Linked DNA regions of Mus musculus: region 2 is linked to region 1. A link is a contact called in ENCODE Hi-C or POLR2A ChIA-PET data. All regions are on one chromosome and are shown on one strand. The core of a region is the stretch at or near the end of the contact, and the rest is flanking DNA. Distances in the headings are between cores, read along the strand shown. Region 1 holds the start of Ift22 (intraflagellar transport 22). Region 2 holds the start of Fis1 (fission, mitochondrial 1).

Region 1 (5,462 bases), core at 1,015-3,514:
CCCATACAAATAAAATAAAAGATCTTGAAAAATAGGGCAGAAAGCAATAGAAGACACCAGAAATCTACCCTGGCTCTGTGCACTGTATATATGCATGTGTGCAAACGTACATGTATATGTATCGTCATGGGCACACACATACACAAGCATATGTACACACGTACATGAACACACACAAACAGAAAGAAGGGGGAGAGGGAGGAAGCTGGGGTATTGGACAAAGCCTGTGGTCCAGCTTCCTTACTGCTATCAAGTTGGACACAGCCTCCTTCCATTGTTAGTTTCTTTTCTGTTCCTTAAAGTCAAACCACACACTTTATCTCCGAGTACTAGCTTAGGCACAGATGAAAACATGACTCTAGAGATTGTAGAGATTTCCTGTACAAGCATGAGGATTTGAGTTCTAATCCCTGGCACCCACATAAAAGCCTAGTGGCGGCACTGGAGGGGGAAGAGGCAAGGGGATGCCAGGGAGCTGGCAATCTAGCTGAAACAGTGAGCTCCAAGTTCAATAAGAGACTTAGGAGGAGGAGGAGGGAGAGGAGGGGAAGGAGGAGGAAGAGGAGGAGGAGAAGGGTAGAAATTGATAGGGAAATATACAAAGCCAACCTCTGTCCTCCACAGGATCACAGAGAGACACGCACATGCATATATGCACACTACTCTATAGGAATTTACCTGGTAAGGGGAAACACACTGTGTAGTTTCTCTCTCATCTGAAAAGGAAACTTGAGGTGCGAAAGGGCAAGCAGTCCCATCTCTGAATATATGCTGCCCAATGACCTGACACCAACTTCTCCTACAGCTCGGGCCGGGGACCTAAGTGTGTTTCATGCCGAAAGTCAGAGGCAGGAACACAAAGTTCCCTTCAAATTTTCCAGGTTGTTGTAAAGAAATAATTTTCCTGAGGGGGTCTCTTGTCTTTTGAAACTTTTAAATTTTTTTTCTTTTTTCTTTTTTATTTATTTATTTATTATATGTAAGTACACTATAGCTGTCTTCAGACACTCCAGAAGAGGGAGTCAGATCTTGTTACGGATGGTTGTGAGCCACCATGTGGTTGCTGGGATTTGAACTCTGGACCTTCGGAAAAGCAGTCGGGTGCTCTTACCCACTGAGCCATCTCACCAGCCCTAAATTTTTTTTTTCAATGCATGCGAAAGAATGTATGTAATACATTGCCACTCTGGAACAAGAGCAATAAAATTAACCACCCGCGATTAATATAATGGTGCTTAAAAGTATGAAAGCCGGGGCTGGGGAGATGGCTCGGAGTTTAAAGCACTGACTGCTCTCAGAGGAGCCCCGACTTTGGTTTCCAGCATCCATTTTGGGCAACTGAACTTCCATAACTCTAGCTCCAGGGCACTTCCTTCTGGCTTCCACAACCACCTGCACTTTTGTATACGTGTGTGTATGTGTGTGTGTGTGTGTGTGTCCACACGCGCGCGTAGGTTTTGATTTTTTTTTTTTTTTTTTTTTTTGTTTTTAATATGAAAAAACTCAGAGAATGACCGAAATGTCAAAAGAACACACACACTGGTTTGGAGAAGCTTCTCCGCCGCCAAGAACAATCTCAGCATCAAAATAAATAATGACAGGGCTGCAAAGTGACTCATCAGGTAACGGCCGGAACCACCAAGCCTGAAATGGTGGTGGGAGAAGAAAACTGAGTCCTATGGCTTGTCCTCTGATCTTCACATATGTATCATGGCGGACACACATACACGCAGATAGATGATGATTGATTGATAGATATAACCTTTTAAATTGAAAAAAAAGTTGGGAGTCGAGAGTGGTGACACATGCCTTCAATGGTATTAAAGTTGGGGGGGCAAAGGCAGGTGGATATCTTTGAGTTTGAGGCCAGCAGGTCTACATGCGAGTTGGACTGGGGATATGGTGTCAATGACAGAGCGCTTTCCTAGGATTGATGACCACCTGAGTTCAATCTCCAGCATCCACCGCGGAAATAAAAGAAAACCAAAATCACAGTACTGTTTTCCAGGCAAGTTTAGCAGCTCCCTTAATCTATGGAGCGTTCAGGAAGACCGGGAGAAATAAAGCAGGTTGGAGCCTGGCTCTTGTACCCCTTCCAGAACGCTCAGGTTGCAGTTAGCAGGACCAGCTTTGCCTTTTCTCTTTTGGTCCTCCTCAGCTTCCATCGTAGGCCACTTTTCCAGGCTCCCGGAACTGTCAGGGTTTCCTGGGCTACTGCGCAGCTGTTCCCGGTCGCCGTGGAAACTGACCAGCCAATCAGAGCATGCGGCCCAGACTGGCGGACGCGGCGGGGAGCTTAGCGCGCTTTGGTGGTGGGCTTCCGCGGGTTCGTGTTAACGGACAGCGATGCTGAAGGCTAAGATCCTCTTCGTGGGCCCCTGCGAGGTAACTCAGGGCTCGGGGGCTCCCTAGAACTGGGGTTGTTCTCAGGAGGTGCAACTTTGTACCAGCAACCCCACTGAGGGCGGCAGCTGGCGCTACCGTGACCAGGCCTTCATCCAGTTCACCCCTCCCAAGTAGTGGAGGAGAATATTGAGGTACCCAGGTCTCAAGGGCAGCGGAAATAAGGGGCGCCTCATGACTTCCCCTCCGAACCTTCCGTGCAAAAGGAATGTGTCCATGAGATTAGAAAACTAGATATTTTCAATATAGGGACTTGGAGCAAGTGGTTATTAATATGAGGAAGTCACTCTATATGTGATTCACCGAATTAAAGTTCAGATGGACCGAAACTAAACATGCAAATAAGTTAACTGTAGAAGGAAGCTGGGTGCAGTGTCCCATGCCTGTAATAATACCAGGACTCAGCAGGCAGTGGAGGAGTGATCACAAGTTTAAGGCCAGCCTGGGCTATGTATTGAGTTCTGGGACAGCCTGAGCTACAATGTGACATGTCTCCGATAACAAAATTAGATAGATAGATAGATAGATAGATAGATAGATAGATAGTAGAATTCGGGAATTACCTACATGGTTAAAGTTCAAATCCTTGGGTCCCAGCTCAGAAGGTTAGCTTAATAATGTGATCTTCATCTGAGGTTATTGGCTGATGGACCAAACATGAGAACCAATGTACATTCATAGGTGACTATATGGTGAAGATATGTTTTTAATCCTAAGTTAGGAGGCTGGGGTAGAGCTGGGTGATAGGATGTTTGCCTAGCATACAGGAATCCCGGGGTTCAATCCTCTTCATATAAAACATTCATGGTGGTACATGCCTCAGTTTCAGGGTTTGGAAGGTAGAGAGGCACGATGATTGACAGTTCAAGGCCACAGCCCGGGCTACAATAGCAAGTCTGAAGCCGGCCTGGGATACGTGAAACCTGTCAGAGAAAGAAGTTGCTAAGTATGCACAGAAGCAAAGGAGGATTGAGCCATGTGTGGCGCAGGCCTGACACCTCAGCATACAAGACACTCAGGGTTGCCACAAGTTTGAGACCAGTCTGGACCATATAGGAGTGTTGAGTCTAGCCTGGGGCAGAGAGGAGGAGAAGGCTTAAAAGAAAGGAGGGGCTGGAAAGACAGCTTGGTGACTAAGAACACATACTGCTCTCGCAGAGAGAGCTGAGTTCGGTTTCCAGAACCCACGCCAGCTGGCTCACAATTGCCTTTAGGTTCCAGTGCCAGGAGACCTGACACCTCTGGCCTCTGTGGGTACAGGCACTCAATATGCACAGACCCTCACACGGCCTGGACATAATGGTGCGTGCGTTTAATTCCAGCACCAAGAGGCAGAAACAGGTAAATCTGAGTTGAGGGTCAGCCTAATCAATGGGCCAGCCAGGGCTACATAGTGAAACCCTGTATATAATAGTAAATAAATAAATAAATAAATAAATATATATAATAAATATATAAAATAAAATGGAGAGCATGGTTGTGGTTTGGAGAAAGTTTGCAGACTGTTACAGATCTGCGGTTGGTGATATACACAACGCTTCATCATTTTCAAGCCTGAGGCAGGAAGCTTGGTTCCCAGCCTGAGCTACATAATAAGTCCTTACCTTAAAGCAAGCAGCTTGGAGAAGAGAGTATAATTGCAGAGAGCGCTGTGTCTTTGGTTACTTGGTGGTCTGGGCTTTTTCTGAAGCAGGATCTCATGGAGCTTCGAATGACCTTGACCTCCTGATCGTCCTGCCTCTTCTCAGCCTCTCCACCCCTTCCTCTCCTCTTCTGTCCCTTTTATCCCTCACCTCATCCCCTTCTCCCATCCTGTCGAGTTTTACCAGGGCCCACTCAGGTTTAAGAGATTGACTTCTGAGGAGAGAGGAGCTTTGTTGTATATTCAGGCATATACAGGATGGTGCAAATACACAGAGAAGATCATAGCTCTGAGGAGGGAATCGGTGGATGGGGGGATGGATGGGTGAGCGGGTGTTGGAGAAGATGGGTAAAAGGATGGATGGATGATGGGTGGGTGATGGTTAGATACGGTGGGTGGGTGGGTGGATGGGCATGAGTGGGTAGAGGGGGTAAGTGAGTGGTGGCATTGATGGACGGGTGGGTAGGTGTTTGAATTGGGCAGATGGCTGGGTAGATGGATGGGATTAGTGGGTGATTGGATGAATGGATGGGGGGACAGAGGGGGAGTGAGTGGGTGGTTGAATGGAAAGATGGATGGATGGGTAGAAACCAGGTTTGGGTAGAGGGCTCAGAAAGGCTGTCTTACTGTCCTTTTATAGGAAAGGTGATTACTAATGTAATATATAAGGAGAAGTGACCCAGCCGGCCAAGAGTCCAGAAACCTGGGTCTCAGCGTTAACCTTGATCCTCTTCATGGCCTCTTATCTGTAACAGACTGACTGGCTGAAGCTGTGCAGAGAAACAGAGGAGGTGGTGGGACACACACTCACCTGGGGTGCTGCTCCTGTTGTTGTTGCTGCTGTTGTTGTTGTTGTTTGGTTTCTGGCTTTCTGTCCTCAGATAAGTTAACTGAGTACCAGCCAGGCTGTAAGGAGAGGCATACTGGGTCCCAATCCAAGCTGCTCCCATTGTGCTAGGGCAAGACAGCATGCTTCAGGGAGAAAGCATGCTTCAGCATGCTCTCTGTCTTCGAGATCCCAAGGAGTCGTGGCCAGTATTTCACCACACCTAGCAGCCCAAGCTAGCCTGGAACTTGCCTTCTTGCTACCTAGCCCCCTGTGTGCTAGGGTTGCAGGTGTGTGCCAGCGTTCATGGTGGGTGAGGCCTCCTGGGTGGTTTCTCTCTTGGATCTATTTGTTCTTGCTTTTACAGAGCGGCAAAACAGTGTTGGCCAACTTTCTCACTGAATCTTCGGACATCACTGAATATAACCCAACACAAGGTGTGAGGTGAGCTTGCCCTGTGTGAGTCTCGGAAGCAGCTGTGAAGCATCATTCATTCCCTCCCCACTTCCTAATCACGAGGGCTGCTGTGCTGTTTGTGTTTTCAGGATCCTAGAGTTTGAGAACCCACATGTCACCAGCAACAACAAAGGC
Region 2 (5,875 bases), core at 441-2,940, 54 kb after region 1:
ACTCCAGCTCCAGGGCGGGGGTGGGGTGGGGTGGGGGGATCCAACACGCTCTTCTGAGGTCTAAGGTGTATCATCTTAAGGGATCAGGGTTTTTGTTGGTTCATTTGTTTGTTTATTTATTTTTAAAGATTTGTTTATTTATTTTATGCATGTAAGTATAAGTATACTGTCACTGTCTTCAGACTCACCAGAAGAGGGCATCGGATCCCATTACAGATGGTTGTGAGCCACCATGTGGTTGCTGGGAATTGAACTCAGGACCCCTGTAAGAGCAGTCAATGCTCTTAACCGCTGAGCCATCTCTCCAGCCCAAAATACAGCATCTTATGTGCTATTTGTAGGGGGAGAATGGCCCAAAGTAGCTAAATTAGACAACGTTGGCAACGAGAACACAGGATACCTCAGACATACACGTCTATCTAAGGACGAATAGCCATAGGCCAGGAAGAGAGTAGGATCCCGACAAACTGCAACCCTCACTCCTGTGAGGCCCAGGCCCCAGCCTCAGACCTTGCCAAGTCTGCCTGTGGACAGTGACACAGAGCTGACATTCCTTTTGCCCTTTCACCCAGGCCTCTGAGAAAGCCTTGGATTGTCTGGCTCCCAAGAAGAGTTCCTACCCCAGGCTGGACTCCAACTTGCTAAGCCAAGGATGATCTTAAACTTCCTCCTCTTCCTGCCTCCACCTCCCAAGCGCTAGGATGAAAGCCTGCATGACCATTCCCCCTCCCCACATTAGATGCATAAGGATAGGAGTTTTCTTTTTCTCAGTGCCAATCCCTGTACTTAAATAGTGACCGACACTTAGGAAATGCTCAATCAAAAATGAATGAATCAACCAATAAGCAACGGCAGGGCTAGAAGATAGATGTTCTGAATAGCAAAGACGGCAGGCACATGCAGAGTGCCTGTGATTACTGGAGGTTTCAGAATCATAGGGCAAGGGACAGCGAGTGTGCTGGCTAGTCCTCTGTCAGCTTGACACCCAAACTAGAGCTCTCTCAAAGGAGGGCCCCTCAATTGAGAAAAATGCCTCCATGAGATCTGGCTCCAAGGCATTTACATAACTGGGGGAGGACCCAGTCCATTGTGGGTGGTACCATCCCTGGGCTAATGGTCCTGGGTTCTATAAGAGAGCAGGCTGAGCTGGGTGGTGGTGTGTGCCTTTAATCCCAGCAATCAGGAGGCAGAGGCAGGCGGATCATGTGACCCAAGTTTTCCCCTTATAGCTGGAACCCAGGCAGTTGTGAGCTATGTGGGGTCTGGCAACAGAACATGAGAGCCATCCATGGGCCTTTAACCCTGGACTGTGTTTCCTGGGTTTTCTTCAGAATCCTATTAAGAATGGCTGTCCACTATGGTCATGTGACCCAAGTTTTCGGAGGGGGGAGGTGGGGGAGTGCGTGGAGCATGGAGAGGGTATAGCTACCAATTCCTCTTGCTTTATGAGAGACTGAGCATCTCTTTGTGAGAGACTACACTGAGACCCTCCGGCCCCTGGTACTCATTAGGATTTTATTGCAAACATTGAAGATAATCCAGGGTCCTAGAGTGAGGGGTTCTTACACTGGTTCCTAGGATAATGTGATGCAGGGAGGATCTAGGACATCAGGGGAGTCCAAAGAGAGCAAAGTATCCCAGCGTAGGCACTAGTGCCCCCGCCCGCCCCAAGGCAAAGGAGGAAGGGGCGGGGCCTCCACAGGTCGATGCCGGAAGTGCCTCTCCGCCCCTGCTACTGGACCATGGAGACTGTGGCCCAGTAGAGACCTTAGTGTGAGGCTTTCAGGGGCGGCGGCCATGGAGGCCGTGCTGAACGAGCTGGTGTCTGTGGAGGATCTGAAGGTAAGGTCTGGGACGGAGGAAGGAGAAGGGCAGAATTGGAAAGGGCAGTTCCTGAGGAGAGCTGACTGAGGCTAACCAGTGCCGGTTTCGTCTTTCTTGGCAAGCTGAACTACGGCTCCCAGCAGCCTCTGCGGCATCCTGCTTCTTGTGGGAATCGGCTTCGTGTCCCTAGGCCTGACGGGAATTGTAGCTTCCCGGGTTTCAGCAACTCAGACCTAGGCCTGGGGTCTTAGTGTGATGCAGAGCTGGGAATTTGGGGTACTCGTGTGCAGGGATGGAGTAGTATAGTCACTGGTGTAAATTTTCGCTAGTGTTTAGTTCCTCACGGTGCTATTTTCACCGCATCCTTGTAGCTGTGTTTTCTTTCCTCTCCTAGAATTAAAGTAAGGCAGATCCAGGCCCAAAAGAGTAGGGTGGGACGGGACCAGCGGCCTCAAGGGAAAGGCCATGTAGGAGGTCGTTTAGCTCTGGGACAGTATGTTTACTCTTCAGACACTTGGGGTCAGCTGGTTTGGGAGCAGTGCCTCCAGCTGCCACCAGGTGGCATCTCCTCTTGGTACCACTAGGGGCTGGGTTCACGGACCTTCCGAAGGGGAGGACACAGCATGGGACCCAGGGGTGGAGATGACAGAAGCTTCGGGGTACCAAGATCTACAAGGGAAAGGCGGCAGGGAGGAAAATATGATCTAACTGGGATTCAGACATCAAGTTAGCTGGAGAATGATTGCTGCTCTTTGTTGCTAAATGGTCACTCTTCTCTCTAATGACAGAATTTTGAAAGGAAATTTCAGTCTGAGCAGGCAGCTGGTTCTGTGTCCAAGAGCACGCAATTTGAATATGCCTGGTGCCTGGTTCGAAGCAAATACAATGAGGACATCCGCAGAGGCATCGTGCTGCTGGAGGGTAAGGCGCTGGGCCCCACTTTCCAGCCGCCAGCCAGCCTGACCTCTACTGTGCTTGACCTCACCCCTCCAGGACCCTTTCCAACACAGAACCCTCACCTTACAGCACATTTGTCATTCAGTAACCACCAGTAACTTCACTTGGAGAAAGGGCTAGATTGATTCTCTACGTCCCCAGCATCTGAACAGTCATTCAGATGGAAAATGCTGTAGGAAAAAATGCTCTCAGGCTGGGGAGACTCAGTGCATCCTGTCCAGGCATGAAGACCTGGGTTCAAATCCCCAGCACCCACAGCAGCAGCTGAGTGTGGCCATCCGAGTCTGTATAGAGAGTAAGCTGGAATCAGCTAGAGATGGCTTGTTGCCATCTTAGCCCAGGTTCAGTTGGAGACCCTTTCTTTAGGGGATGCTGTGGAGTGTGAAAGCACTGGCCGTCCTCTGACCTCCATGCTTCCATGTGCACACACACAGTGTACACAAAACACTTCTGGTATAGTTACTAATTGCCGTTAATATAGTGTTTACGTTGTATTGGATAACAGTCATTTGGAAAATTCTAGAGATTTAGAATATCTGAGGGGCTAGTGGTATCAAGGCTGTGTGACCCCAGCACTACAAAGGTGAAGACACAGGAACATAGTTCAGTAGTCGAACATTGACTGTGGAGATAGAGGCAGGAAGGTCAGAAGTTCAAGGCCAGAGTCAGCACATCCTGACCAAATTTGAGGTCAGCCTGGGCTACATGAGCTCCCTGACTCAAAGAACACTGCATCTTTGGGGACTATAGGTGCATTCTATGCAAACACCGTTTAATTTTATAGACGGGCCTGCCGTCTGTGCACTTTGAAGTCTGGGGGCTGTGTTGGCATAGTCCCAGAGGCTGTCAAGGGACGACGCTGGGAACAGAAGACTGCTGTATCATTAGTCAGTTGACTTTGACACAGGACCTCTAACCTGTGCGTCCTGCTTCAGCTACCTCAGTGCTGCGAGTTCAGGGGTGCCGCCAGCTCTGGGGTCTCTAAAAGCAAATACTGTCCCCCTACTTTGATCAGTTTGGACTTTTAGGTTTCTTTTACAGTAGAGCACAGCAGTGGGAGTGGTGTCAGCATTTGAGTCCTGTTTGGAGACACAGTGCAGACCCTGAGGAGACTGTAGCACTGCACAGCTATTTAGTGCCGAAGTGGTGGCTGCCGCACCACGGAACTCCAGCGCTAGAGAGGCTGGGGCAGCCTGATGGGGAGTTTGAAACAAGCCCGGGCGGCATAGTGAGTGCCTATCTTAATACCGTCCTACGGGGATACACACACACAGAATGAAATGAAAAACAAGTCAGACAAGGGTCACTCAGGGAAGATGAGTTATAGGAAAGGGGGGCAGGTTGTGGGCCTAGAGTGGTGATTCACACCTTTAATCCCAGTAGTAGGAGGAGTAGCAGAAGTAGGAGGATCTCTGAGTTTGAGGCCAGCCTGGTCTATAGAGTGGGTTGTAGGACAGCCAGGGCTACACAGAGAAACCCTGTTTCAAAAACAAAACAAAAGCTCAGTCTACGGAGTGCATGTTTGCTGTGTATGAAGCCCTGCTTCAATTCCATTCCCAGCACTGCATAATAAGCCAGCCGTATCCCAGACCATTCAGGAGGTGGCAGGAGGAGCACAAGTTCGGGCATTCTCAGCAAGATGAGTGTCAGGCGGGAGGTGACCTTGCAGTAGGACCCATGGCTGCCAGTGGGAATGCACCCATCCATACAGACTGCGGGGCTGGCTCCTGGTCTCCACCACAGGTGTTTGACAGGCTTACGGCTGTCTCGGGGCTGTAACTGGGAAGCTGCAGGTGATAGAAACTGGTAATGGAGGTCCAGGACCATGACCCTCCCAGGATCCTAGAGCAAGTCAGCGTAGCAGGACCCATGGAACACAGTGTTAGAAGGAGACTCCATCTTTCTCTTCTCCCTTCCCCCTCCAGAGCTGTTGCCCAAAGGGAGCAAAGAGGAACAGCGGGACTATGTCTTCTACCTGGCCGTGGGCAACTACCGGCTCAAGGTAAGGCTGCGGAGCCCTTTCTGACCCACGTTCCTCCTGAGTGCCCAGGTGGAGAGTCCTGGCCCTCAGAAAGCCAGCAAAGGGCAGCAGGCTGGGGTGATGGGGACTGTGTGGGTTAGACTCTGAGAGGGAAGGTGAGAGAGTATCGGGGTGTGGGGACCACACTGACGTCAGGTTGGGGTGCAGCCCCGTGCCTGGAGCTGTTATCTCTGCTAGCTTATCACCCCCCCACAGCTGGGCTGTTTGTGAACTCTACTCTGTGGGGTGGGGCTGCAACGGGTGGAGGAGGAGGAAGGATGAGCTGGGCCAGGGAAGGACACCCCTGGGTGGGGGGGCTCAGGGGGACGCATCCCGAGGAACGTGTCGTGTGAGGTGTGCCTTTCCTCTGATTGCAGGAATATGAAAAGGCTCTAAAGTATGTGCGAGGGCTGTTGCAGACTGAGCCCCAGAACAACCAGGCCAAGGAGCTGGAACGCCTGATTGATAAGGCCATGAAGAAAGGTGACAGGCCTCTTGTTGGCTGTTCTTCCTCCTCCCCAGCGGGGCCCTTGGGAACACACACACACACACACACACACACACACACACACACAGAGTCCCTCATCAGACCTACCCTCCAAGGTCTCTGTAGCCCCAGAGTTCCAACCCGCAGACTCTGGGTACAGGTGCCCCGCTTCTGTGGAGGGGAGTGTGGTCAGGAGCCTGGGGCGGGACTGGTCTGCTCACACCTCCCTCTTCCTTTTCCAGATGGACTGGTAGGCATGGCCATCGTTGGTGGCATGGCCCTGGGCGTGGCAGGCCTGGCTGGACTCATTGGACTGGCTGTCTCCAAGTCCAAATCCTGAAGGCAGCCTCACCTGCTCTCTGCCCCGGGACGCCTAGGAGCCTGGGGGACACTGGAAGAGGGGCCTGTCCATCCTCACCATCGCCTTCCCTTTTCTCCTGCACCCCTGTAGTCTACCTCTACAGTCTCCATGACCCCCAGCCTCTTAGCCCCTGCACCTGTCGTTTAACCCTGTCATGCTTTGCAATGAGTGTAAATAAAATTGGGCCGTGGCTCGGGAAGCTCTGTGTGTGAGCGAGCATTGGCTG

Evidence for each region. Hi-C counts contacts between places; a loop is a spot of excess contacts on that map. ChIA-PET counts read pairs that join two places held with the same protein, here RNA polymerase II (POLR2A).
Region 2: POLR2A ChIA-PET joins it to region 1 with 14 read pairs in Patski. The contact joins the promoter of Fis1 here to the promoter of Ift22 in region 1. A Hi-C loop is called at or near these places in 1 of 37 maps with a recorded cell type or tissue (left cerebral cortex). POLR2A ChIA-PET finds 5 or more read pairs at or near these places in 3 of 5 experiments (Patski and embryonic stem cell).

What each region holds. Positions count from the first base shown.
Region 1 is chr5:136,905,886-136,911,347 of GRCm38, forward strand. It overlaps Ift22 (intraflagellar transport 22), which reads left to right and starts at 2,265. Exons shown (of 5, transcript NM_026073.3): 1 at 2,265-2,385; 2 at 5,239-5,315; 3 at 5,417-5,462. The coding sequence starts at 2,347.
Region 2 is chr5:136,960,387-136,966,261 of GRCm38, forward strand. It overlaps Fis1 (fission, mitochondrial 1), which reads left to right and starts at 1,691. Exons shown (of 5, transcript NM_025562.3): 1 at 1,691-1,842; 2 at 2,613-2,745; 3 at 4,707-4,783; 4 at 5,179-5,284; 5 at 5,531-5,848. The coding sequence starts at 1,798. The coding sequence ends at 5,628.